2 separate regions of the Mus musculus genome follow, and region 1 is linked to region 2. The links are chromatin contacts, found by Hi-C or POLR2A ChIA-PET in ENCODE. All regions are on one chromosome and are shown on one strand. Each heading gives the region's core, a stretch centred on a gene start or an enhancer-like site at or near the end of the contact. The rest is flanking DNA. Distances are from core to core; before and after follow the strand shown. Region 1 holds the start of Bub1 (BUB1, mitotic checkpoint serine/threonine kinase). Region 2 holds the start of Ciao1 (cytosolic iron-sulfur protein assembly 1).

Region 1 (2,700 bases), core at 172-2,671, 580 kb before region 2:
GAGAACAAAATACTCATAGGAGCAAATATGGAGATAAAGTGTAGAGCAGAGCCTAAAGGAAAGGCCACCCAGAGACTGTCCCACCTGGGAATTTATCCCATATACAATTATCAAACCCAGATACTATTGTGGATGCCAAGAAGTGCATGCTGAAAGGAGCCTGATATGTCTGTCTCCTGAGAGGCCTTGCCAGAGCCTTACAAATAGAGGCAGATGTTAGCAGCCAAACATTGGAAGTGTATTCTTAATCTACTTTGCTTGCTACTATCTACGAGGAATGCAAGAACCTGGAACTCCCTCTAGTGGTGTTTACCAATTCTGCCAATATCATGGCCACAGACAATATTTTCGTGTGCAGCTATAAAGACATGTCAGGAATGTTCCTCTAGTTAGATGATTCTAGGAAATCAAATGGGAAATCACTCATAATTCTTTTCTCTAGGTTAGAAAATGTCTATCTGTCCAGAAGCTGCAATATCTTTTTTATCAACTTGAAGGAGCTGAAAAACTCCCAGGACCTTTAGAAACAGGAAGGTAGTAATCGCATGAGTCTTTTATGTTCTACTTGCTTTGGTCAAGTGACCCTAGAGAGGCAAAGTGGGAAGTTATTAAAACTCAAGAAGCAGGGAAGACTAGATTATTTCTCAACTCACTCTCAGGGCACATGAACATGTTAAATATTTATTCTTGGACTTCCGGACTCTTTAAAATTACTATGAATATTTTACAAATACGTGTGGGTGTGCCTTTATGTGAACCAAGTGTGGCAGAGGCCAAAGGCATGGGATCCCATAAAACTCTGGATGGACACACACACACACACACACACACACACACACACACACATATACATGGCTATTTGTCTTCATTCGTGAACCAGACATAATGATTGTGGTTTCCTCATTTGTTATATGAGTATGTGCCACGGCATGCATGTGGAGATCAGAGGACAACTTGAGGAAGTTGGTTTTCTTTCCTTCCACCTTGTGGATGCTTTTATTCACCGAGCCAGCTCACCAGCTATGCCATTTCTGTTAAGCAAAGAGGACAAAAATTCGTGAGTGACTCTCAAGACCCAAGAGGACTCAAAGGGGTTTCAGTCACAGAATCGTCACGTTCGGCCTGGTAGTGTAATACTGTAAGCCAGTTGCCATTTATACCGTTTTTTAAAAAGTAATAATAATAACTCTATGCCAAAACATGGCTAGTGTCTCACTAGAATGGAAACAAACCTTAGCTCAGTCAGCACCTAGCATAGGACTCACTAAAAGGCAAATGAAAAGAACTGCGGGCTAGGGACGGAGGGGGCGGGGACGGAGGCGGGACTTTGTCTCCCAGCAACGGCCGCAGCGATTGGCCAGCTCTCCCGCAGCGGAGACCAATAGTCAGGCGCGCTGCCCACGTTCGACATCACAAGTGCGGCTGCGCGGGGAATTCGAATCGCCGGCGGCCTTCGAGACTCGGGGTTAGGGGCTGATGGGGAGTTTGGTCGGCGGCTGGTGGGGTATTTCGCCGCTGCGCGTTTTTTCTCGTCATGGACAACCTAGAAAATGTCTTTCGGTAAGTGTCGGTCAGGTGCGGTGAGGTGGGCCGGTCGGGACGGTTAGAGTCCGGGTCCCTCAGGCGCGCTTTCTCCTCAGCGCCGCTTCCTCAGCGGGTTCGCTGCACCAGGCCTCAGCCAAGGCGGTAGCCCCCGGGTCACTCGAGTAGACGTGCAAGCTGCAGCCGGCTACCGTTTTGTGCCGAGGATTTGGGCAGTCTGCGGAACCTTCTGAAGTCACGTATCTTCTCCATGGGGAACTTCCTCTAGACGCGAGGGACGCCCCGCCTTCAAAACCCAAACTTGTGTGGTGGTGGAGATTTTTGGAGAAAATTTCAAAGTCTGATAAAAATGCCACCCAACTAAGGAAAGAATTTATTATTTCTCGATTGCCTGATACGTAAGAAAAAAATTAAAGCTGAACTTTATGGGGGGGGGGGAATGCTTGCTATTAAGTCATTTGAGGCTTCCTGCAGGCACTGATTGGTTATTTGTTTTTGTTTTGGGGTCTGGGGGCGGGCGCTTAGGTGACTTACTCAGCCTGTGATGTTAAGCCATTTAAAACTGTTAAATCGGATGTTACAAGAAATACAATTTTATTTTCATCAGTTCTTTAGGTATTCTAAGAGTAAGATATCCAAAATCTGTTGGCGTTAAGCAATTTAATTTTTGATCAGATCGACTAAGGATTTCCCCTCCCCGTTCTAAAATAGAAGCTAGGTATTTTGATTTTTAAAGACTAATTTATTTTAATGATTTGATGTTTAAGCCATTTTCCCAGGAGGTGTGGTTGGTGTGGGGCTATTCAATGTTTGTTTATCTTGGACAAATATTTGTATTTCTTATTTTGCTAAATAAGAACTTCTAAACACAGAAGTAGTGCTGACATTTCAAACATGCTAAAAAGAATCCAAAATGAATCCAAAGTGAAAAAGTGAGAATCGTTGACTTAAAAATAAATTGCTAAAATCTCTACTAAATTATGAGAAAACCATTGCAGTTTCTCTGAATGATCATTTCAGTTTGCCAGTGAAATATATTTTGAGATATAGTTTTCTGGTCATCTACCAAAATACTACTTTTAAATTCTTTTTCTCCTAATCTTATCATTTCTCAGTTTAAAAACCTATGGTTGTTTCTCAACTTGATGCATACTGAGA
Region 2 (2,700 bases), core at 188-2,687:
CACAAGTCCCCTCTATTGTAAATCCAATTATCATAGAATACTAAAATGTCTTTTACAATTGGTCACATTAACAGTTCTGATTTCTCCATCGATCGAGCTGCCCCAAACGACTATTCTGCATCTCACATGTCCGTTAGAAAGGGGAGGCTAATTGTAATACCTGACAAACACCCTTTTTTCTTCTACCTACCTCTGGCAGAAACCTAAAATAGCAGCAGTTTGGATTAGCATGACGGTGAGGAGTAGGTGCTTGGCTGAATAACATCAAAATTAATGAGAGGCTAGACCCCCAAACAGAGCCACCTGGTGGGCATGAACACCAAGCAAGAATGGGGCTGTTTCCTTTGACAAATGACTGCCTCTGGCTATCTATACTTCAGCCAGCCTCATATCTGTTCTGCACCGCCCCTCAAGCCAAGAGAGCAGGAGCTCAGCGCTCTCACCTTTTAGCAGATCCGGGTTTACATAGCCCAGCACGTCCGAGACCCCCAGCTCCTGGCGGGAACAGGTGCCTCCATGGATGTGCAACCAAGCGGGCTCCGCGAGGGCAGTGCACAGCGCTGTGATGGACAGGGCGCCAGGCAGGGCCGAGGCCAGGCTCCGCTCCGGCTGCTTGGGAAGAGCGCTGCTTCCCGGGCTTCTCCGCCGGCGCCCTCCCGGCAGCCCGGCACCTCCAGGGGCATACATGCCCGGGGCTGCCCGCTGTAGCTCTGCGGTCGTTGGTGGTGGCCGCCGACCTCAGCGGGGCGCGCAGAGCCTGTCTGTACCCAGGTGGAGAGCAACGCAATGGGCGGCTGGCCCGGAGCTGTCAGGGCCCGCACCAGAGACTGCGGGGTGGGACCCAGGGCTGAGCACAGACCAAAGGACTGCGGGAATTCGGGGGGCGGGGACCGAGGGCTCTGGATGAGGGGTGCTGGATCAGGGCTCGGAGATGGCAGGGGACTACATTGGCTGTAGACATGCCAGGATGAACGGGCGGAGGTACTGGGGGGCCGGGGGAGGGGATCGGCTACTGGCAAGGGGACCGGAGGAGACTTGGACCAGGGTTATCAGACAGAGGGGTGCTGAGGGGCGGAGGATGCAGCTGGGCCGCCGAGATCGGGAATCCGCACTTTGGGGTGCGACCTAAGCCTCAGTAACCCTCCCTACTCTAGTCCCTGCTCCTCACCGGTCAGCAGGCCTCAGGGCTGGGATGGCGCCGCTCCGCCCGGTCACAGGCTTCTTAGCTGCCCGGGCCAAACGATCCCAGGCCCCAAACCCGCAACGCCCAGACGGACCCTGGCCGATGCACTTCCGGCTTCCTCCAACCCCACCCCACCCCCGCCTCCTTCTTCTCCGGCCCTCCGCCCTGCCCTCCGTGCGCGTCACTGTGTGCGCGCGCCGCTTGTTCTTGCGCAGGGCATCAGGGTACTGGTAGTTCCGGACTGTCCCGCGAGGCTTCCAGTTACGGAGGATGAGGGGAGTGACTACAAGTCCCAGAAGGTCACGCGGCGTCAACAGCGGGCACGTCAATTCCTAGGGCGACATATTTTGCAGAAGCTGTACATCTGACGGTCTCAAGGTTCTATAGTGCCCAGCGCGTTTGGCGCGTTGCTTCTCTCGGTGTGCTCTCCTTACCCTAAAACAGTCGCCATGAAAGATTCTCTGGTACTGCAGAGCCGCGTCCCGGCGCACCCGGATTCCCGCTGCTGGTTCCTGGCCTGGAACCCCTCGGGGACCCTGTTGGCTTCCTGCGGAGGCGACCGTAAAATTCGCATCTGGGGCACCGAGGGTAAGGCCTGGCTTGGCTTTGTGGCCCTGGTGCCGAGGAAAACACTACTCTGAAAAGTGTCGGGGAAGGAGTGTGCCAGCGTCAACAGAGGCTGGAATTGTTGCGGGAACTGGGATATTTGCTGCGGGAACTGGGATATTTGCTGAGGTAGAAAAATGAGGAAAGTCGCCTGAAGAGCAGTTTAACAGTTTCAGAATCTTGATCGGTTGCATCGTAGTAATAATGGTGACTGACTTTGTCCCAGCAACAGGGTCCCACTTAAAGTACTACTTAGTGAATGGCATCGATGGCGCTCCAAAGCCTAGCCTGTTCTCTGCTTGCAGGTGACAGCTGGATTTGCAAGTCTGTCCTTTCTGAAGGCCATCAGCGCACCGTTAGGAAAGTGGCCTGGTCCCCGTGTGGAAATTACCTGGCATCTGCCAGCTTTGATGCCACCACTTGTATTTGGAAGAAGAACCAGGATGACTTTGAGGTAAACAGGTTGGATGGGAGCAGTTTATTACCTGTTTGCACCCCAGGGCTTGGTCATATTAGTTACAGCCTTAACTTAATTTCTACACTATAGAAATAGTAGCTGAGTATGGTAGTTCATGACTGTAATGCCAGCATTTGGGACACTGAAGCAGGATGATTGCTGTAAGTCCACCAAGGTCATCCTGCTATAGAATGAAACCCTTTCTCAAACAACAACAAAACTGCTCTCTTAGATATTTTACTAGGGCTTAGGACTCTTAGCTGCCATTAACTCAATATCCTTTCCCTTTCCAGTGTGTGACCACTCTTGAGGGCCATGAAAATGAGGTCAAGTCAGTGGCTTGGGCCCCATCTGGCAACCTCTTGGCTACCTGCAGCAGAGATAAGAGCGTGTGGGTCTGGGAAGGTGAGTCTAGGTGCCTCTGGGTACAGCAGGAAACCAGCTCGCTGGCTTT

Evidence for each region. Hi-C counts contacts between places; a loop is a spot of excess contacts on that map. ChIA-PET counts read pairs that join two places held with the same protein, here RNA polymerase II (POLR2A).
Region 1: a map of regulatory T cell shows a loop between it and region 2 (6-fold over the local background). The contact joins the promoter of Bub1 here to the promoter of Ciao1 in region 2. A Hi-C loop is called at or near these places in 3 of 37 maps with a recorded cell type or tissue (ES-E14, mouse embryonic stem cell and regulatory T cell). POLR2A ChIA-PET finds 5 or more read pairs at or near these places in 1 of 5 experiments (embryonic stem cell).

What each region holds. Positions count from the first base shown.
Region 1 is chr2:127,830,580-127,833,279 of GRCm38, reverse strand. It overlaps Bub1 (BUB1, mitotic checkpoint serine/threonine kinase), which reads left to right and starts at 1,421. Exons shown (of 25, transcript NM_009772.2): 1 at 1,421-1,560. The coding sequence starts at 1,535.
Region 2 is chr2:127,246,553-127,249,252 of GRCm38, reverse strand. It overlaps Ciao1 (cytosolic iron-sulfur protein assembly 1), which reads left to right and starts at 1,437. Exons shown (of 7, transcript NM_025296.4): 1 at 1,437-1,771; 2 at 2,095-2,243; 3 at 2,540-2,651. The coding sequence starts at 1,633. It overlaps Tmem127 (transmembrane protein 127), which reads right to left and starts at 1,305. Exons shown (of 4, transcript NM_175145.4): 1 at 1,169-1,305; 2 at 444-761. The coding sequence starts at 687.